Linked DNA regions of Mus musculus: region 2 is linked to region 1. A link is a loop called in an ENCODE intact Hi-C map of the cell type or tissue named here. Cell type or tissue: heart. All regions are shown on one strand. Links, peaks and the distances in the headings refer to the core of each region. The heading gives the core; the rest is flanking DNA.

Evidence for each region. Hi-C counts contacts between places; a loop is a spot of excess contacts. Peaks named below come from ENCODE experiments on the same cell type or tissue, not always from the same donor. Only the 100,000 strongest peaks of a DNase experiment are listed, where the experiment ranks them.
Region 2: a loop joins it to region 1, with 9 times the contacts of the local background. A loop is called at or near these places in 1 of 42 quality-filtered maps.

What each region holds. Positions count from the first base shown.
Region 1 is chr5:135,952,081-135,963,305 of GRCm38, forward strand. It overlaps Ssc4d (scavenger receptor cysteine rich family, 4 domains), which reads right to left. Exons shown (of 11, transcript NM_001160366.1): 9 at 10,843-11,154; 10 at 9,809-9,886; 11 at 8,143-9,128. The coding sequence ends at 8,812. Among named protein-coding and RNA genes, the nearest start is that of Ssc4d, 17 kb to the right of the region's middle. In heart, for the core only: no CTCF peak of the experiment used is centred there; DNase peaks (open chromatin) are centred at 5,681, 7,971 and 9,111; H3K4me3 peaks cover 1,190 bases; H3K27ac peaks cover 3,327 bases.
Region 2 is chr5:135,884,067-135,895,291 of GRCm38, forward strand. It overlaps Hspb1 (heat shock protein 1), which reads left to right and starts at 3,853. Exons shown (of 3, transcript NM_013560.2): 1 at 3,853-4,368; 2 at 4,983-5,046; 3 at 5,175-5,497. The coding sequence starts at 3,993. The coding sequence ends at 5,364. In heart, for the core only: CTCF peaks have their summits at 3,675 and 4,950 (motif pointing right); DNase peaks (open chromatin) are centred at 3,805, 4,485 and 4,995; H3K4me3 peaks cover 2,156 bases; H3K27ac peaks cover 2,552 bases; H3K27me3 peaks cover 668 bases.

The DNA of each region.
Region 1 (11,225 bases), core at 1,209-9,208:
TCTTCAGACATACCAGAAGAGGGCATCAGATCTCATTATGGGTGGTTGTGAGCCACCATGTGGTTGCTGGGATTTGAACTCAGGACCTTCGGTAGAGCAGTCTGTGCTCTTACCCACTGAGCCATCTCGCCAGCCCCCTGTTCTACTTCCAATGGAGCCAAGCATCCACCCATTCTGCTGTGGGGATTCACATTCTCAGGGCAGCACTGACCACCTGTATCAAATGAAGATGGTCCAACAAGCTTTTGGAGATTAATCATAAAGAAGTAGGGGGCTTGATCAGCTTGGACCTTGATTGTAGTTGTGTGATTTTTTTTTTTTTTTGAGCAGATGTAAAGAAACATCTGTTTGACTTAAGCTTAGTGTCATATACCTATAATCCCTGCTGTGGGGAAGTATTTGTGTGTGTGTTTGGGGGGAGGGGTGTCAGGCAGGAGGATCAGGAGTTCAAGGTCAACCTTGGGCACATCATAAGTGTTTTTGGTTTTTTTTGTTTTGTTTTGTTTTTTTGTTTTTTTGTTTTTTTCTGAGACAGGGTTTCTCTGTATGGCCCTGCTGGCTGTCCTAGAACTCACTCTGTAGACCAGGCTGGCCTCAAACTCAGAAATCCACCTGCCTCTGCCTCCCAAGTGCTGGGATTAAAGGCATGCGCCACCACGGCCCAGCTGCACATCATGAGTTTAAGACTATCCTGTGATATATGAGACTTTGGAGAGAGGGAAAGGGAGGTAGGGAGTTAAGTTTGGGAAGGAAAAGGAGGAAGGACAGAAAGGAAGAAAGAGAAGAAAGGGAGGGAGAGAGGAGAGAGAGGGAGAGAGATTGATCTGACAGAAGAGCAGGCAGGAAGACAGATTGCTGGACACAGAGACAGGGAGAGGGAGAGAAGATGCTGAGCAAGCTGGTCAGATGCCAGTGTCATCCTGGAAGCTGCTGGGCTGGACCCAATCAGGGCAAGATGGATGGTTGCCTGGAGAACAATGCAGAAGTCACCAGACTAGGCAACTGGACTGTCTCTTCTCTCTGTATGATCTGCAAGAAAAGTCGGGCCAGGAGCAGGGCATGGTGGTACAAACCTGCCACGGAAGTACCAGGTAGTAGAAGTAGGAGGACTCAAGGTCATCTTCAGTTACATAGAAAGTCTAAGGACACATGAGAGTCCTCTAAAGGCCAAAGGCTAGGGGAGGCTGGAGAGATGGCTCAGTGGTTAAGAGCACTTACTGCTCTTTCAGAGGACTTGGGTTCAATTCCCAACACATATGTGGCAGCTCACAATGACCTCTTTTTGTTGTTGTTGGTGGTGGTGATTTTTTTTTTTTTTTTTTTTTTTTTGTGACAGGGTTTCTCTGTGTAGCCCTGGCTGTCCTGGAACTCACTCTGTAGACCAGTCTGGCCTTGAGCTCAGAAATCCACCTGCCTCTGCCTCCTAAGCATTGGGATTAAAGGCGTGAACCACCACTGCCCAGCCACAACGATTTCTTACCTTCAGATCTGATACCCTCATACAGACATACTTGCAGGCAAAATACCAAGGCACATAAATAAAAATAAATTAAGAAAAGTGAATTCTTAGCTGGGCAGTGGTGGCACAGGCCTTTAATCCCAGCACTTGGGAGGCAGAGGCAGGCAGATTTCTGAGTTTGAGGCCAGCCTGGTCTACAGAGTAAGTCCAGGACAGCCAGGGCTACACAAAGAAAACCTGTCTCAAAACAAACAAACAAACAAACAAACAAAAAAGTGAATTCTTTAAAAATGTGGGGGATGGGCAGAGCTAAAGAGATGGTTCTAACTTTAAGAGTGATTACTGCTCTTGTAGAGGACCTGGTTTTGAGTCCCAGCACCTGTCGTAGGTAGTTCACAAGCATCTGTAACTCCAGTTCCATTTCCAGAGGATACAACACGTCTTCTGACCCCCAAGGGCTCCTGCATGCACACAGTACACATATATATACTTAGGCACACACATATAAATAAAATTACATAATATATATATTTGGTTGGTTGGTTTTTTGAGACAGGTTTTCTCTGTGTAGCCCTGGCTGTCCTGAAACTCACTCTGTAGACCAGGCTGGCCTCGAACTCAGAAATCTACCTGCCTCTGCCTCCCAAGTTCTGGGATTAAAGGCATGCACCACCACGCCCAGAAAAAAGAAAAAAAAAAAAATATATATATATTAAAGCTACCAAAAAAAAAAAAAAGACAAAGACGGTGAAGAGTTTTGGCTTTGTTTTTTGGGTTTTTTTCAAGACAGGGTCTCAAGGTGTAGCTAGTCCTCAGGAGATGGCAGAAGGGGGATCAGGAAATTGTGGTCATCTTGCATTACAATGCAAAATTATGAACAAAATTAAGGGGGGGAATGAGCAAGGCAGTTTGATTGGGCAGACAGCTCCATGGATGCTCAATTTCTGAAATTTCTAACAACGGGGGCTGGCACGGTGGCCCAGCAGGTGAAGGTACCTGGTGCCAATCTGGAGGATATCAGTTGGATTCCCTAGCATTCGCATGGTGGGAGAGTGTTGACTCCCACAAATTTTCCTCTCAGATGGCTCTACTCGTGTGTGGTGGCCCAGGCATGCTTGCATCCATACATGAACATTATACACACATACACAGAACAATAAGAAATAGAAAATAGTAATTAAGCCGGGCGTGGTGGCGCACGCCTTTAATCCCAGCACTCAGGAGGCAGAGGCAGGCGGATTTCTGAGTTCGAGGCCAGCCTGGTCTACAAAGTGAGCTCCAGGACAGCCAGGGCTATACAGAGAAACCCTGTCTCGAAAAAACCAAAAAAAAAAAAAAAAAAAAAAAAAAAAGTAATTAATCTTGTTTTCTCTTGGTAACAGAAAGTTACCTAGCAGACATGAGGAATTCATCTTCCTAGGGCTTTATTTTGTTTATTTGAGACAGGGTCTTATGAAGCCCAGGTTAGCCTTGAACTTGCTCTATAGGAGAATCCTCCTGAGTCTACCTGCTACATGCTCTGATTACAGGTGTCTGCTACCACACACAGTTTATGCAGGGCTAGGAATCAAACTCAGGGCCTCATGCATGCTAGGCAAGCACTTTACCAACTGGGCTACATCCCAGGCCAGGTTTTCTGGTCCTCCCTCCCCCCACTCCCCCAGAAAGGGCTTCACTATGTAGCTGTGGCTTGGAACTCAATAGTGATCCACTTGCCTCTGCCTCCAAAGTACTGGTATTTCCCATTTGATTTTAGTGTATGCATGGATGCGAGTGTGAGTGCGTGCAAACGTGTGCATGAAGAACTTAGAGGATAACTTTCTAAAAAGGCCAGTTCTTGCCTACTTTTAGGTAATTTGGAGAATTGAAGTCAGGTTGTCAGGCTGTTTCAAGCAATTACTTTTACCTGTGAGCTTCATCACTGGCCCAAGGCACTGTTTTTGTTTTGTTTTGTTTTGTTTTTGAGACAGGGTTTCTCTGTGTAGCCCTGGCTGTCCTGGAGCTCACACTGTAGAACAGGCTGGCCTCGAACTAAGAAATTCACCTGCCTCTGCCTCTTGAATGCTGGGAGTAAAGGCGTGCACCACCAAGCCTGGACCTGGTTTTTTTAAGGTAGAGGCAACTTTGACTTTCCAAGTGAATGGCCACGTGGATGGAATAAGCTATCTATCCCATGAAAAGGGTTCCCTGAGCTGACTGCTGCTAACCTCGCAGGGACCCAGACTTGTCTAACTCATGCAGGGATCTTGAGACAGAAAATTGACTATGGTGGCAGACAGCAGGTGCCTCGTTGACTACAGCTTCTTCATCAGGCCTTCCTATCCAGCGAAAAGGAAGCCAATGACAGTGCAAAAGACTCAAGTCCCTATTGCTCTGTAGCTCACAGTGGGGCAGGTCAATCCTGGCTCTCTGCATGTTTCTCCATCTGCCCAGATTGAGTTATGTCAAACTTGCTCTGGTCTGGCAGGGCCAATCTTTTTTTTTTTTTTTTGTTTCTTTTTTTTTTTTTTTCTCGAGACAGGGTTTCTCTGTATAGCTCTGGCTGTCCTGGAACTCACTCTGTAGACCAGGCTGGCCTCGAATTCAGAAATCTGCCTGCCTCTGCCTACCAAGTGCTGGGATTAAAGGCATGTGCCACCATGCCTGGCTGGCAGGGCCAATCTTAAGACGACAGACACTCGGTCAGGGTGATGCTACACATAGAATTTGCTGTGGTACAGCAGGCTGTGTTAAAATCCTCAGTCTAACCCACCTGAGGTAGCTCACATCTATAAAACCAGCCACTGGGAAGATGATGGGGGTGGAAACTGCTTGAGGTCAGCCTGGACTGAAGTGTGAGATCCTGTCTCTGAGGCAAGGGAGTTCAGAAGTCTGCGTTCATTTCTGGCTACACAACACATTTCAGGGCAGCATAGGCTACATTGTCTTGTTTCAAAACAAAACCACAACCACAACACCCCTCAGTTTATTGTTCATGTTTGCCAGAGGTGGGGAACCTTTTCCAATTCTTTAATTGGTTTGTTTTTGAGACCATGTCTTATGTAGCATAGGCTGGCCTTGGATTAGCTGTATAATTGAGGGTGACCATCTGTCTCCACCCCTGGGACTTTAGGCATGTGACAGCCACCACACTGAGGTTTGTTTTCTTCCCTTTTTAGAAATCTATTTTCTTTTTGTAGTTGCTGATTTAAAAAAAAAAAAAGACATTTTAATTGTGTGTGTGTGTGGCCACATGGCCTCACCTTTACCTGTGGAACCCTTTCGCTGACCCAAACTGAGTTGGGGACTGAACCTTGGACTTTCTGAATGCTTGGACAGAGCTCTACCAGCTGAGTTACACACCAGCCTCCTTAATCTTGATTTATTTTAGATGTTTTTTACCCCATAGTGCCACCACACCCTATTCCAATTCTGGTTTTATTGTGAACCGGTTTTACAATTTCAACAGTCCTTTGTGGGTTAAATGTCCTCTGTGAAAGCGTCGCATGCCTTTCATCTCAGCAAGCAGGTCTTTGAGTTTGAGGCCTGCCTGGTCTACAGACTGAGTTCCATCCAGGGCAGCCAGCGTCATACAGAAAAACTGTTTCGAAAAAAACAAAACCAACCAAATGGTCTTTTATGAAAATATCAGTAGCTTTAGGATATAGCTCAGTTGGTCGAGCGTTTGCCTAGCGTAAGTGAAGTCCTGGGTTCCTCAGAATTGCATAAATGAGCAGGGGTGGCACGCACCTGTAACCCCAGTTGGGTGGGCAGAGGAAGAAATAAAATTAAAAAAACTCAAAGTCACCTTTGGCAAGCCACCCTGAACTGCATGAGACCTTGACTAAAGCATTTTTAAAAGGGGTGAGGGGGTGGGGTGGTGAGGAGAGAAGCAGCCTTGTGGCGCAGAGGTTGTTGTTGGTAAATACTCTTTGTAATCCGCAAAGGTCCGCGGGGACTGAAAATGTCGCCTAAACTACAGTGTCTTGGGAATGGTTGACCTTCCTTCCCTTGTATGGGCTGTACCGGGGACTCAATTCCTTTGTCAGACCAAACCTAGAACTCTGCACAAAAAAAAAAAAAAGACCCGCCCCGAGGCATGGAAAGGTCTCGAAGAGCGTGGCCCCGCCCCTGCCCCACCTAACCAGCAACCTTCCGTTTGCTGCGACTGGCTGAACCAGTTTCAAAGCTACCCAATCAAAATCCTTCAGTAAGATAGAGGCGTGGCTTCAGTTCCGACCCAGGGCGGGCTCTCCTCTGAGCTCCTGCGGTGACTCAGCAGGAAGGCGTGAGTTATTGGGGCCCGGAAGGGCAGGGCTACGTCACGTCCTACCCTGTCCGCCCCGGCCGTCGAGGCTTACGGGGCTCCAGTGGGAATCCCAACACCTGGACTCTGTTGGTTTTGTTTTGTTTTGATGACCCAGAAAAACCCTGGACCTTTCACTGATCTTTTGTTTCCTCCGTTTGCACAGTGGTTAAGAACACTTCCCGGAGCAGTGCCTGAGTGGGAAGACCCTGGAAGTTTGGAGTTTGACCTTACAGGAAGTCAATCCCAGTTGCCTCGTTTTTTTTTTTTTTTTTTTTTTCCCCTCTTCTCTTTTTGCTAATCCATCAATCCTCAAGGTTTGGCTCCCATTCGAGTTGTCAGGCAGGTGTGACAACAAATACACAAGGGAGGCTAGCCTGCTGCACTTCGAAAAACTCACCAGAACTTAAAGTCATCCTCAGGAACGTAGAGACCAGGACATAGGGTCCGGACGATGGTATAGATGATGAGGGGCCAAGCTGGCGTGATGGCTCAGCAGGTATCAAGAATCTGGTACCCGCATGGAAGGAAAGAATTCCTGTGACATGTACCACACATGTACTCAAACATGCATGCATTAGCCTTTTTTTTTTTTAAAGTAAGAGGGGCCTAGAGAGCTGGCCCAGCAGTTAGGGCACTTGCTCTTGCAGAGCCCCTGAGCTCAGTTCCCAGCACCCACGTGGTGTGGTTTACAACCATCATAACTCCACTACCAGGGGCTCCAACGCTTTGTGACTGTGGTGAACACAGGGTATACACGTGGGCAACATTCAGCCATGTATGAAAACATTTATACACAGATGCAGAGGTGTTTCAGTGGGTAAGAGCAATCATTGTACAAAGTTGGGGACCCAAGTGGGGATTCCAGCACCCAGGAGTAAAACCTGAGTGGCCAGGAATGCCTATAACTCTGGTACTACGGAGGGCAGAGACTGGATGACTTCCGGAGCTTGCTATCCTTTAGCCTAACTCAGCATTTGAGGAGAAAGCCTGCACCCAGGGGATCTGCGTGTGATAGAACTGGACGCCCTGTATCATCATCATCACCATCACTACACACAGGCACACTCAGTAATAAATCTTTGCGGGGTGGGGGTGGGGGGTAGGGAACCAGAATTGGAGTTTGTAGCTGTGGCTCAGTGGTCGAGTACTTGCCTTCCATGATTTAGGTCCTAGGTGGGTTTTGTTTTTTTGTTTTTAAATATTTATTTATTTATTATATGTAAGCACACTGTAGCTGTCTTCAGACACTCCAGAAGAGGGCATCAGATTGTTGTTATGGATGGTTGTGAGCCACCATGTGGTTGCTGGGATTTAAACTTAGGACCTTTGGAAGAGCAGTCTGTGCTCTTAACCACTGAGCCATCTCACCAGCCTAGGTTTAATCCCCAGTCCTACCACAGCAAAACAAAGCAATCAAACCAACCCAAGCAAGCAGGAATGGAGTCTAAAGGAAGCATCAGAGAACAGCAAAGGCATAAAGAGGGCAGCAATGAATGAGAACAAAATATAACAACTCACACATGAAAATGGATGCCAGCTCTCAGGAGGCAGAGGCAGGCAGACCTCTGAATTTAAGATTAGCATGGTCTATAGACTGGGTTACAGGAAAGCCGGGGCTATACAGCAAACAAACAAACAAAACCAACCTGTCTTGAAAAACTAAAACAAAAAGCAAACAAAACTAATATAGAAATTCATAGGCAGAGAAAGTGGAGAGGGTAGTGTGGCCTTTCTAGAAGTTCAGGCTGCTTTAAACTCCTAATCCACCTGCTTAAGCATGTACGTGCTGAATTACAGATCTTTGCCACCACTAATTCAGGCAGGGTCTCCCAGCAACCCCTACCCCCAGGTATCTAGTAGTCTAAGCTGGCCTTGAATGGTTATGTAGTTGAGGATAGCTTTGAACTCCTGATCTTCATTCCTGTGATCCCTTTAAAGAGGGAATATCACAGGTTGACCAGAGGAGGGTTGTTTTGTTTTGTTTTTTTCCGTTTTTCTGCCATTTTATTTTCTGGGCCTATTCAGTCAGCTTCTCTCACTCTGCAGCTCTGGCTGGCCTGGAACCCCACCCCACCCGCAGAACGCCCTTCTTCGGCACCCCGAGCACCGGCATTACAAACATGCACCATCGTGCCCTACTGCCTCTCCTTTCCTGGATCTAGATTTGTGTGTGTGTGTAGCCCAATGGAGGATGACCAGACACTCCACTGAGGAGCCTGAGGCTTGCCATGGTGAGTCAGCATTTCCCGGCCGTGATGGGCTCTGGAGAACTGGATGATGCTGCTCTTGGACCACAGCCTTTCATCGCCATGCCAGTTTTCTCCAGAAAGTCCTTCCTGGAGTTTTTCCAGTAGCCATGGTACAGGTTCTCAAACAATGACCTCAGTTAAAAGACTGGGGGAGATAATGCTTTATTGACTTGGCACCTAAGGACAGTGGCTATGGGCCTCCAGGGTTCTTTGTTACTGCAAAATGGAGGCTCTGTGCTGGGGGGGGGGGGGCAGTGGAAATCAGAGAAGCTGCAGGAAGGGCTCCTCTGGTCCCTGTTTTGGCCCCTGCAGCCCCCTTGTTCAGCGGAGCACCATCTGAGTCCAGGTCCTCACCCAGCAGGGAAGGTGATGGCCTGGTTCTTCTGCAGTCCCCTGCCAGTCTATAGAAAAGAGCACCCCAACCCCTTTGTCTCCCCACTTTTAGCAGGAGACCAAGAGAGGTCACGGTAAGGGTTTGAAGGCATTTACAGACAGCCCAAGCCTCATGGATGTGGGTGCAGAAGGGAAGGATTGGGGGTACTATATGAGTTCCCCCAAAGAGAAGTGGGTTATTCTCTCACATTTTCTGATTTGGCTGAGCAAAACATTGCTATGTTCACTGTATTGGGCCTTCCGCAGGTGATAACAGTCTCGGGACACACAGTAAGAGGACTCGGGCAGGTACTGCATCTCTCCCATGCACGGGGAGAAAGGGGTACCAGGAACCCGAGCTATCATAGGAAGGCATCCTGGGAAAGGACAGGCAGTTCCTCATAGGCTCCTTTGATATGGTATGGAGTACAGAGCCATCTGGGTCACAATGGCTGGCACAAGACACTGGCATCCTCGCTGTGGTCACAGTTGTGGACATCCCAGCGGATATGAGAGCACAGTAGCAAGGTGCTCTCATCTCCTCGGCATTTGACATTGTCCAAGAGGATTGGGCCTCGGCCTGGGCCAAAGTGGGCCTCTCCCGGGGCTGCGAGAGCCTGGCCACATCCCAGCTGACGGCACAGGACAATGGCTGCCCGTAGGTCCCAGGCATCATCACAAACAGTGCCCCACCGTTGTCCTAGGAAGAGTTCTACGCGCCCCTCACATCGGTGTGTTCCACTAGCCAGACGGAGGTGCCCTGTGTTGGAGATAAGGCCTGGGTCAGAAGAGCCCATGGGATCATGGGACCCAAGAGATGGCTCTACAGTTGAGGGCACTTGCCACCACAGGTTGTCCTCTGACCTTCACATTCCTTCATACTGTTTTGCCTTCACATGTGTGAACATATCATGCATATACACGGGTACACAGACACCAATAAATAATGCTGGACAAGTTGGCACACACCTCTGATCCCAACACTAAGAAGGCAGAGGCAAGCAGATCTCTGTGAGTTCAAGCCTAGCCTGTTCGACACAGCAATGGTCAGCCAGAGCTATGTAGTGAGACCCTCAACAGACAGTCTCAGCCCCTTAGCCACAGGCTGTTTGCAAACTATGACCATGTCTTATCCTGACCCTCAAAGTTTACTGTCCCCACTTCCACACCTACATTCCCTGGGCTAATTTGTTGTTTGTTTTTCCATGAGCCCTTGTATGTTGTTCAGGCAGGCCTTGAAGTTACTGTCCTTCTGACCCAAGTCTCCAGAATGCTGGAATGAAAGCCATAGGCCACCATGCCTAATTCTGCATTCTCTCATTTCTTCAGTTTGTTTGATCCCAAGTGGAGAAATCTCTAGGTTGCTGTAGTGTTTTATCACTCCAGGTCCATCTTATCCCTAAAGTTCCAACCTCATTTTCAGTGGCAGTAAACACCTACCATCTCTGGGCCGAGGACTGGGCATTCGGGTGGTCTCAGAACCAGCCTGCTGGACTTGGAGTCCCAGTTCCTCTGGGCCTGGCTCAGCAGGGGCATAAAAAAAGAGATGGTTGTCATGGTGGGGAACATATGCTCCCTAGAACCAGATCAATTCTCCCAACCTTCCCAAGTTGTACAGAAAGACAGAAAGAACCTCAAAGACCTGCCAACCTAAGGTAGGAGACTGGAGGACCCCCTAGGTCTAGGCATCAAGTAAAGGTGGAGATACGGGAACAAGGGATTGACAGTGTCCTGCCAGACTTTGTACACACCTGTTTTCATTGGTATCTCTGAAAAGTCAAAGGCTAGTTTTGGGAAAGCCGTCAGCCACTCCTGCTTCCTACCAATCACTAGCAGCAGAGACTATAAATTGGATAGCACAGCACGAGTGCTCCCTTGACCGCGCCCTAGTCACCCCCTGCAGACAAATCGCCCTTCCGGTTACACCCCTAAGGCTCAACAGCGAGAGTGCAGGAGCATCCACCCCCCCCACCCCACCCCCACCCCCTGCTATGTGCAATACTTCCGCTGCAGTGCAGCAGAGAGCGCCACGCCCATTCCTCCACCGCAGCTCCTGCTATCAGGCCCCGCCCACAAACCCTGTGCCCTGCTTCACTTTCGCCTTCCCAGTCCTAGGCCAGCCAGAAAGCTACGCAGCTTCCGCTCGCTCCCACAGCAGGGAGCTCCTGCGCACGACCCCACCCAGGCCTCCTCAGACTCGGCCCCACTCCCGACTGTGAGCTAAAAGAGGCTCCGCCCACAGGACCGTCATGGCCCACGCATCGCCCAGCTCAACCACATCTTGTCCCGCCCCTACAGGATACCCACCCCTCTCCTGATTCAGGCCCGCCCATAGACGTGAGCGCATGCGTTCATGGGTCCTCGCCCAGCTTGCACGGCTCCACCTTTCCTCCATATAAACCCTGCCCGCACCTCCTATGGGTCGGGCCCCGCCCACCACTCCGGCTCCACCTCCTCTCTTGCCACAGCTTCACCTGCACAAAGCGCTCCGGCGTCTTCGTGGTGGCCGCAGTTGTGCTGTCCCCAGCCCAGATGGAAGCAGTCGCTGAGGCGGGCCTCAGTACCGGTGCAGCCTACGTTGTCTAGCAGCACAGGGCCTCGGCCATAGCCAAAATGACCAAGGCCCGTGGCGCCTAGCGCGGGCCCGCAACCCGCCTCGCGACAGGCCACCCGCGCGTCCGCGAAGTCCCAGTCATCGTCGCACACGGTGCCCCAACCCCCGGCGTACAGCACCTCCACGCGGCCGCGGCACGGGCTCGGGCCCCCGACCAGCCTCAGCCTTCCGCCTGCGGGGCGCACAGGCCGGTGCCAGGGGATGACCTGGGACAGCAGGCTCCCCTCCCTATTGCAGCCCTTG
Region 2 (11,225 bases), core at 1,780-9,779, 67 kb before region 1:
TGATAACCTACATTCTATTTCCCAGAACCAATAGAGTGGAAGGAGAGAAAAACAGCGACACAAAATTATCATCTGGCCTCCATATACGTACCATGGCACACACACCTCCCCTAACCCCATCACATACACTCATAAATAATGATAAGTATTAACAATAAATTAAATAACTTTTTTTTGTTTTGTTTGGTTTGGTTTTTTCAAGACAGGGTTTCTCTGTGTAGCCCTGGCTGTCCTGGAACTCACTTTGTAAACCAAGCTGGCCTCAAACTCAGAAATCTGCCTGCCTCTGCCTCCCAAGTGCTGGGATTAAAGGCATGCACCACCATGCTGGGCAATAACTTCTTTAAAAAGTAAAATGATCAATGATGATATAGCTCGGCAGTATATTGCTGGCTAGAATCCCCCAGTGAGGGGCTGGAAGTGTGGCTCAGTGATAGAGCCCCTGCCTAGAATCCCCCAGTGAGGGGCTGGGGGCGTGGCTCAGTGGTAGAACCCCTGCCTAGAATCTCCCAGGGAGGGGCTGGGGGCGTGGCTCAGTAGTAGAGCCCCTGACTAGAATCCCCCCCAGTAAGGGTTTGGGAGAGTGGTCCATTTCCCAGTCCTGAGAAACACAGGCAGCAGGGTTGCTCCAACTTTGAAAGCAGCCTCCGTTGTCAGGTCCACCCCCCTAAGGGATAGGGAAGGCTCAACCCTAGTGACGGATAACCAAGGTGGATAACAAGGAACCAATAATTAACTATGACTCACCAGGCCCTGGGCTACATCTTCACTTATATGATGTCACTGACTCTCATGCCTGCCCGGTGACATCAGCATTATTAGCAGCCTCGTCATTCCCATCTTGCCGAGGGAGAGTAAAGAATGGAGAATGTAACTTTTACAGACTCCCCCACCGGGCCACAGAACCAGAGAAACTCAAGCAGTCTGGTGGTCTGGGAACTGACTCTCCCAATGAGCCCACCAGGCTGTTTAATACGACATTCCTGTTGTATGTGGTGGCAAGTGACTATGATCCCAGCACTTCAGAGATACAAACAGGAAGATCAGGAATTAGAGTCATTCCTGGCTACTTAGAGAATTCTAGACTACTCGGGGCTACATGAGACCATATTCTCAAAAAACAAAACAAACAATCAAACAAAGGACAAAACCAAAGGAACAGAAAACAAAACAAACAAGGGCCTCGGAAGATCCCAAAGTGGATAAAGAACTGACTGCGCAAGCATGGGGACTGAGTTTGGGTCCGCAGTGTATAAACCGAGGACATGATGAGAGAGTACAGCCGGGGGCATCTGCAAGAGTCCAGAACTGATATGGCGGGCAGATTGGGCATGGACAATAGTTGAGAGAGAGCCGGGTGGTGGTGGCACACGCATTTAACCCCAGCACTCGGGAGGCAGAGGCAGGCGGATTTCTGAGTTCGAGGCCAGCCTGGTCTACAGAGTGAGTTCCAGGACAGCAGGGGCTATACAGAGAAATCCTGTCTCAAAAAAACAAAAAACAAACAAAGCAAAGAGAGATGAGGCAAAGAAAACCAAGAGAGAGGGATGTGAGAGAGAGAGAGAGAACCAAGAGAGAGATGAGGGAGAGAGGACCAAGAGAGAGGGATGAGGAAGAGAGGACCAAGAGAGCACATACAGGGATGAGAAGCTGGGAGAGGGGAGCCCCAAGAGCTGGAGAAGTTTGGGGTAAGGGACAGGGTGAGAAGGGCTGAGAAGAGTATTCCTATTGCCATGAGCCCCCAGGCCAGGGTGCTCTTTGGTATGCTAATAGACACCACAGATAGCCCTTTGACCCCAGTTTCTTTTGTACTTAACACACAGCAACCCACATAAAAACTGAGGGTGGCCCCATGTGATGCTGCTTGCCTTTAAGCCGGGCTCTCTGGAGGAAGAGGCAGGCCAATCTGTGAGATCCAGGCCAGCTTAGTCTAAAGAGTTCTAGAACAGCCACAACCACACAGAAAACAAAACCAAAAAAGAGCTGAGTGTGGCCTGTGCCTCCTGTCCGAGCAAGCGCTGGGGTGGGGCAGTTGCAGAACCAGGAGGATACTAGGGGATACCTACTCATCCAGCTTGCAGGTTCCAGGTTCGATGTCTCCTGAGAGATGGTCTAATGGTTAGAGGCACTGCCTGCCCTTCCTATAGTACTGTCTTAGTCAGGATTTCTATTCCTGCACAAACATCATAACCAAGAAGCAAGTTGGGGAGGAAAGGGTTTATTCAGCGGACACTTTCCACATTGCTGTTCATCACCAAAGGAAGTCAGGACTGGAATTAAGCAGGTCAGAAAGCAGGAGCTGATGCAGAGGCCATGGAGGGATGTTTCTCACTGGCTTGCTTCCCCTGGCTTGCTCAGCTTGTTCTCTCGCTCTCTTTCTCTCTCTCTCTTTTTTTTTGGGGGGGGGTCTTTTCTAGACAGTGTTTCTCTGTATAGCCCTGGCTGTCCTGGAACTCACTCTGTAGACCAGGCTGGCCTCGAACTCAGAAACCCACCTGCCTCTGCCTCCCAAGTGCTGGGATTAAAGTCGTGCACCACCACCACCTGGCCCAGCTTGCTCTCTTATAGAACCAAGACTACCAGCCCAAGAATGGCTCCACCCACAATGCCCCCCCCCCCCCGATCTCTAATTGAGAAAATGCCTTATAGCTGGATCTCATGGAGGTATTTCCTCAAAGGAGGCTCCTTTCTCTGTGATAACTCCAGCTTGTATCAATTTGACACTAAACCAGCCAGTACAAGTATCCAGGTTCAAATTCTAGCACCCACCTGGCATTCCAATTTCTGATACTCTCTGTAACTCAAGATCTAACACTCTCACACAGACATTCATGTAGGCAAAACACTGATACACATTATATATATATATATATATATATATATATATATATATATATATATAATAAAAAAAAAAAGCGGCCGGGTGTGGTGGGGCACGCCTTTAATCCCAGCACTCCGGAGGCACGGGCAGGTGGATTTCTGAGTTCGAGGCCAGCCTGGTCTACAAAGTGAATTCCAGGACAGCCAGGGCTATACAGAGAAACCCTGTCTCGAAAAACCAAAAAAAAAAAAAAAAAAAAAAGCATCAAATAGCCCAGCGGTGGTGATGCACACCTTTAATCCCAGCACTTGGGAGGCAGAGGCAGGCGGGTTTCTGAATTCGAGGCCAGCCTGGTCTACAAAGTGAGTTCCAGGACAACCAGGGCTATGCAGAGAAACATTGTCTTCAGAAAAAAAAAAAAAAAAAAAAAAAAAAAAGCAAAGCAAAACAAAACAAAAAAAAAGCATCAAAATAAAAAAAGAAAAATCCTACTTCAGAGAGAGAGAGAGAGAGAGAGAGAGAGAGAGAGAGAGAGGAGAGAGGAGAGAGAAAGAGAGAAAGAAGAAAGAAAGTCAGTTTCTGGGTCAGAAAGATACTCAGTGAACACTAAGGCGCCTGCCACGAAGCCTTTGCTCCCCAGGAGATACACTATAGAAGACAGCTATCTTGCCGGTGTCATGAGACCTCCACAGGTGTGCCATGACATGTGTGTTCCCACGGGCCTCCTTCTGGTTCAGACCAGGTTCAGTTGCTTCCCAGTTGCGACACAAAAGACCTAACCTCTCCTGGTTATTCTCAATAAAAAATGGGGCTGGCCCCAGGCCACCGCCCTTCAGCCAGCAGTGTCCTAAACCCGACAGTGGGAATCGCTCCAGCTACCGGTATTACGCCGTCATTTGTTTTCTTCAACAAGAGAAGTTTCCAGATGGGGGCAGAACCTTCCTGGCCCCGCCTGCCCGCCCCCTTTGCAAGCTTAGGGGGAGGAATGCAGAGGGGAGGGGCGGCGAGGGGCGGCCCCTGAGACGGTCATTGCCATTAATAGAGACCTGAAGCACCGCCTGCTAAAAATACCCGGCTGGGCACACATAAAAGCACGCTGGGGCTCCAGTCCGGCACTTCTCGGATCCTCAGCCCAGTGCTTCTAGATCCTCAGCCTTGACCAGCCAAGAACATGACCGAGCGCCGCGTGCCCTTCTCGCTGCTGCGGAGCCCGAGCTGGGAACCATTCCGGGACTGGTACCCTGCACACAGCCGCCTCTTCGATCAAGCTTTCGGGGTGCCCCGGTTGCCCGATGAGTGGTCGCAGTGGTTCAGCGCCGCTGGGTGGCCCGGATACGTGCGCCCGCTGCCCGCCGCGACCGCCGAGGGCCCCGCGGCGGTGACCCTGGCCGCACCAGCCTTCAGCCGAGCGCTCAACCGACAGCTCAGCAGCGGGGTCTCGGAGATCCGACAGACGGCTGATCGCTGGCGCGTGTCCCTGGACGTCAACCACTTCGCTCCGGAGGAGCTCACAGTGAAGACCAAGGAAGGCGTGGTGGAGATCACTGGTGAGTTTCCCTTGTGCCCAGAGGGGACGAAGCTGCCGAGGCGAGAGTGGTGGCTGGGGGGCTGAGGGTGGGGGCTGAAACCCTGAGGAATAGAACCCTGAGAAGTTAGAAATGAACCTAGGGACCCGGAGCCCGCATCATTCTCCTTTGCCTGCTTCTCTTGCCCCGGAACGCGGGGTGCAGGTTGCTCTTAAAAGCTCTGTCATCTTCGATGATATGGACCAACAGCTGGGGATGTAGCTCAGGGTAGAGCTTCGCCTGGCCTGCCGGGAGGCCTTGAGGCTTTGCGTTCCACCCGCAGCACAGAAACAAAATGAAGGAAGACCCAACACACCTTCTGGAAGACCTCATTCCCAAATAAGCAAGCGGCAGGATCAGGGTCCCTAGACCCAGCCGCAGAGGCTTTGAGTATACCTACCCTGGTATCCAAGTCTGGGTCAGAGCCAAGCCCTTCGCATCCCAAATCTCAGAAGGGAAGTTTCTGGAAAGTTTTAAGATTCCAGACAGTCAGGCACCCCGCCGCACTCGGGTTTGTTTGCCTCCCTGGGGGGTCCCAGCCACTCCTTAGCTAGGACAGCAGAGGGCTGCTTCTGACCTTCTGTCCCCACCCACAGGCAAGCACGAAGAAAGGCAGGACGAACATGGCTACATCTCTCGGTGCTTCACCCGGAAATACACGTGAGTTCTGATTCCTTGCATGGAGGGCGGGGAGGTGGGGGGGAGGGGGAGCGGACCCAGGGCGGAGGGCGAAGAGCCCCGGGTCAGGAGGGATGTGTAACCCTTGCCCTGATTTTCTGTGTGTCCAGGCTCCCTCCAGGTGTGGACCCCACCCTAGTGTCCTCTTCCCTATCCCCTGAGGGCACACTTACCGTGGAGGCTCCGTTGCCCAAAGCAGTCACGCAGTCAGCGGAGATCACCATTCCGGTTACTTTCGAGGCCCGCGCCCAAATTGGGGGCCCAGAAGCTGGGAAGTCTGAACAGTCTGGAGCCAAGTAGAAGCCATCAGCCTGCTGCCTATCTCCCATAGCCATTGCTGGCCACCCCTCTCTGTCAATCTGTGCGCTCTTTTGATACATACATTTACCTGCTGTTTTTCTCAAATAAAAGTTGCAAGCTACTGCTCACCACCGTCTGACTCCAGAGTTATTATGGTGGGCTAGGGATGGGTGTGCTAAATTGGAACACCCTTTGGGGTCTTTGCTAAGTGCTCACTATGGGCTCAGGCCCTTCCTGTGGGAAAAGAGATAACCTGGAGATTAAAAGTTTACCAGGGGGGCTGGAAAGGTGGCTCAGCGGGTAAGAGCACTGACTGCTCTTCCGAAGGTCCTGAGTTCAAATCCCAGCAACCACATGGTGGCTCACAACCACCCGTGATGAGGTCTGACACCCTCTTCTGGTGCATCTGAAGGCAGTTACGGTATACGTACATATAATAATAAATAAATAAATCTTAAAAAAAAAAAAAAGTTTACCAGGCTGGGTATAATGATGGTATAATTACATCTCCTGTAATTCCAGTATCCAAAAACGGATGCAAAAGCAGTGTGAATTTGAAGCCAGCCTGGGCTACAGGGTGAGTTCTATGAGTGCCTGGGCCACACATGTACTTGCTGTCTCAAAAACAAACAGAAGAGCAAAACAAAACAGAAGCTCAGTAGAGGGTTTGCATGGCATCCGTGAAGTAATGTTTGATCCCCCGCATTGGATAAACTGGGTATGGTGGCGCCCTCCAGAAGTGGAGAAAGGATCAGAAAGGAGTTCAAGGTTATCCTGGGCTACATGGCTAGTTTGAGGCCAGCCTGGGACACATGAAAACATCTTTTTTTTTTTTTCACATGAAAATATCTTAAGAGTAAAAAAAAAAAAAAAAAAAGGATCAAGAGCCAGTCAGATCCAAAGCAACCCCCTCTCTCCCAGCCTCTGGTCCTGTTCTCTATGAACAGAGAAATTTACTTCTCCACTGTCCCTACTAGCATATCAAAGTGCAGGCTAGCCTCCAGGCTTCCTCCGTATTAGCCCAGCTCCTCTCCCACCCCCTACACTAACCTCAGCGCAGCTTCCCTCCCTAGCCTCTCTTTAACCTTCCTAGTTGACTGTACACCCTCTTTCCTCCCTTGGTCTGTCCACACTCTGCCTCACTCTCTCTCTTGCTCCCCCTCACCCCTACCTCATGGGCGGGTCCAGTCCACAGGCCGTGGCCAATCTGCTAATTTCTCTCCCTGCTCTGGACTCTTCCAGCTGCCTCTGGCTGGTCTCCTCCCCCTATATCTACAATAAAATCTTTCTCCTCAGCCGTGCCTTGCATGGGTCATGCCTTACTTTATACATCTCGTGCCGGGACCCTCAGTTTATGCCCTAGTTCACACCTGTACTCCCAGCATTTAGGAGGCATTAGGTTGCAAGATCAGGAGTTGAAGGACAGCCTTGGCTATATAGCACATTCCAAACCCAACTGTTTTGAAACTCTATCAATACCACAAAATAAACAAATACAAATTTAAAATACTATTAAAAACAGCATTGTCCAGAGGCCAGGTGTGGAGGAGGAGGAGTATTGTAGAGAAGGTACAGGAGATGTGGCAATTCAAGGTAGCTTCCTGGGGTGTTGCCCCTGTCAACCCCACCCACAGACACCTGCAGAACGGAATGTGGACTCTCAGTAATGGACAGAGAAGGAGGATTGGTGTTGACATCTCGGTCAAGACTGACAGAGATCACAGCATCCGCCTGCTCTAGAGAGCTTGCCTTGACTAGCCTCAGCCTCACTCAAAGCAATTACACAAGCTTTAGCTCCACCCTTGTGTGCTCTGCCTTGTCCATCCATCATCCCCCAGGAGGCCCAGGGAGGGAGCTGAGGGACCCCAGGGGGCTTTGGAGCCTAGTGACCCAGAGTCTAAGGGGTTGACTCTGGATGGGTGGCTCAATGGTTAGGAACACGGACTGATCTTTCGGAGGATCTGAGTTCAGATCTCAGCTCCCACATAGCTGGCTTCACAACCTCCTGTGACTCCAGCTCCAGGGGAGTTTATACCTCTGGCCTCCAAAGGCAAGCATGCAGGTGCACACATAACATATACATAAAAATCTTTTAAAAGTCTTTTTTAAAAATTGCAGGAATGCAGCTAGGTATGACAGTACAGCTCTGTAATCCTAGTACTCGGAAGTTAGAGGCAGGACGATTCAGTACTCCAAGCTAGCCTGAGCTACATGGTAAGACCTGTCTCTGACAAGATGGTTTGGCATGGAAAGGCTCTTACTGCTGAGCCTGATGACCTGAATCCAAGCTCCGCAAATCCCATACCCCCAAAAGCTATCCTCTGACCTTCACATGCCCACCATGGCATCCACATAGACTCATACCAGTGCCCATATACATACAGGAACATACAAATGAAATGAGAAAGAAGAAGGAGGAAGAGGAGGAGGAGAAGGAGGAGGAGGAGGAGGAGAAGAAGAAGAAGAGGAGGAGGAGGAGGAGGAGGAGGAGGAAGAGAAGAAGAAGAAGAAGAAGAAGAAGAAGAAGAAGAAGAAGAAGAAGAAGAAGAAGAAGAAGAAGAAGAAGAAGAAGAAGAAGAAGAAGAAGAGCAAACTAGGTTTAATATGTAGGTCAGTTTAATATGTAGGCAGTTGAGTGTTCCACCCTCAGCACATCAAATGGGTGTAATGGTGGATGCCATCCCAGGTAGGAGGTTCAGGAGCTCAATGCCAGCCTCAGCTACAAAGCGTGTTTGAGACCATCTTGAGCTATATAAGACCCTGCCTCAAAGGGAAGGAAAGACAAGAGCTGTGTTTACGTAATAGTGCATGCCTGCATCCCCAGTGCCTGGAAGGCAAAGACAGGAAGACCTTGAGTTCAAGAATAGCCTGGGGAACATAGTGAGGCTCTTAGGAAAATATGAGCAGTTGGGGGGTGGGGGGGTGGCTCAGTGGTTAAACACTTGCCTTGCAAGCATGAGAACCAATCAGACCTCTAGAATCCACACAGATACCTGAGTGAGCAATCCCAGCCTCAGGGAGGTGAAGATCAGGAGTCGGGGCCACATCCAGAGCTCTGGGTTTGATTAAGCAATGTCTCAATGAAGAAGGTAGAAGAACAATTAAGAATAATTCCCAGACTCCATTTCAGGCCTCTACATATGCACACAACCACATCATACACACACACACACACACACACACACACACACACACACACACACACACTCACTCACTCACTCAAGAAAATGGAAGGGACAAAAGACATAATGCAAATCCAAGGGACCCAACTGTTTTACCTACAAGGTCCCAGAGTCCCAGGCTTGTAGCAAGACTTACCCACCCACATTCTTTCCTAAACCCACAGCCCTGCTTTCTCAGGGTCCATGGGCGGGGGCAGGGAGGAGCAGCTTTCCACAGGGAGCCATCTAGCACACCCTGTCCCCTGCTACTACCGATTCCCCAACTCTCTCAGCTTCTTGATAATGTTAGTTCTGATCCAGCCCCTGGATCGGAACACCTGGGGCAGGCATGAAAGCCAGGGCAGGTTCTGGCAGAAAGCCTCATTCTGGTCCAGCTGGCAGGACTAGTCTGAGCCTGCCAGTCAGGGCTCTGCCCCACCATTCCACCGGCCAGGGCTGTTCAGTCTGAGATCCTAAACAGCCTCACTTTGTGTAAGACATCTCTCCGCCAGTTGCTGACTCTGCACGCCCGTGGCAGAGCCTGGAGAATCAAGCAGGCTGGGTCCCAGCCTGGATCTGTGGACCAGTTGTCTTGTGGCTAGAGCTAAGGATGTCCTGGCTGGCAGAGGTGTGACTGCTTCAGAGGAGGCTACAGCAAGGCTGCCCTGAGGTGCCCTTGGACCATCTCCTGAGATTAACTCTGCGAAGAGCTGTAATCACTGCCTCCTAACGACTGGGTACACAGAGAGCAACAACTGAGAGCAGATCACCAAGAAGTGACAGGCTTGCTGGAGGGGTGTGGCCAGAGACAGGAAGACAGACTGGTTTAACTTTAAAGGCAGGGGAACTCAAGCGGAACAGACTCCATAGTTTGAAATGCAGATATATACAGATATAGATGTATGTATGCTTATTTCATATGTATAGGTGTTACAGATATTTGACTAAGCCTGTATGTATGTTTGTGCATCTCGTGCATAGCTGGTGCCTTGGAGGCCAGCAGAGAGCATCGGGTTCCCCAGGACTGGAGCTAGAGATGGTTATAAGCCAACATGTAGGTGCTGGGAACCCAGGTCCTCTGGAAGAATAACAAGCACTTTATTTTCTTTTTTCTTTCCCTTTTGAGACAGGGTTTCACTAGAGGCCTTGGCTGTCAGGAACTCATTCTGTAGACCAGGTTGGACAGCTGTGGATGTTTTCTGTCTTCTCCTAGCCACCATGCCTGGCTGTCCTCTGCCTCTTGAGTACTGGGATTAAAAGCATGTGCCACCACTGCCAACTTAGATATAATTTTTAAAATATAATTTTTAGGGCTGGGGAGATGGCTCAGTGGTTAAGAGCACTAACTGCTCTTCCAGAGGTCCTGAGTTCAAATCCCAGCAACCACATGGTGGCTCACAACCATCTGTAATGAGATCTGACGCCCTCTTCTGGTGTGTCTGAAGACAGCTACAGTGTACTTACATATAATAAATAAATAAATCTTTAAAAAATATTTTAAAGTATTTATTTATTTATTTTATGTATATGCGCACCAGAATAGGGAATCAGATCCCATTACAGATGGTTGTGAGCCACCATGTGGTTGCTGATAATCGAACTCATGACCTCTGGAAAAGCAGTCAGTGCTCTTAACCACTGAGCTATCTCTCCAGTCCCTCTTTAAAATATTTTTTACTTGGAACAACTTATATTCTTCAAATGACAAGAAGAATTAGTCTCAGCAGGGCAATGGTTGTGCACACCTTTAATTCCAGAATTCGGGAGGCAGAGGCAGGAGGATTTCTGAGTTCGAGGCCAGCCTGGTCTACAGAGTGAGTTCCAGGACAGCCAGGGCTACACAGAGAAACCCTGTCGCGAAAAACCAAAAACAGAAAAAAAAAAATAAAGAAAAGCCAAAAAGAAGAAGAAGGAGAAGGAGAAGGGGAAGAAGGAGAAGAACAACAACAACAACTAGTCTCACGTACAGCATTTCATAATATGCTGTCTGTCTTTGGGTGGCAGCTTCCATTCTGGAACTCTCGGCTCCTACAAGACTTTACCCAGAAGATGTGCTAAAGCAGAGATGAAGGCTCAGAGAGGACTGAGGAGCAGTGTGTAAGTGGTGCATCTGTGTCCTTCCCCGGGCAGGAGATGGGGCTTTGAGGCACTTGCAGGATGACTTTGCGGAGTGGGAATTCTGACATGTTGCCACTTAGCCAGCTCAGCCACAGCTTCTGGGTCCAGCGCTGTGTTAGGAACACGATCTCCCTTTTTTCTCAAGCTGCCAGAAAGATGGTGAACATTCAGACCGAGCAGCCCTTTCAGAAACCATAAGCGGCTCTGCTGGGAGAGATCTGGAAGGAGAAACTCCCTTGGAACTAGAAGAACATCAGCCTAGGCCTCAAGACGCCTAAGGAGACCATTGAGGGCATCTACATAGACAAGAAATGCCCTTCATGATAACAACGTCTCCATCAGAGGTCAGTGTAGAGACCGGACAGATGAGGATGCAGAGGATCATTGGCATCCTCTCAGACTATCTCTACCGTGACCAAAATACAGCGGAGGGGGAGGGGACACAAGCACGTGCCTGCTTCAGGAATGTACAGACTGGTGACATTGTGACCATGGAAGAGTGAAGGCCACTGAGCAAGACAGTGAGCTTCAAGTGTGTTCAAGGTCAGCAAGGCTGCTGACACCAAGAAGCTGTTCCAGTTT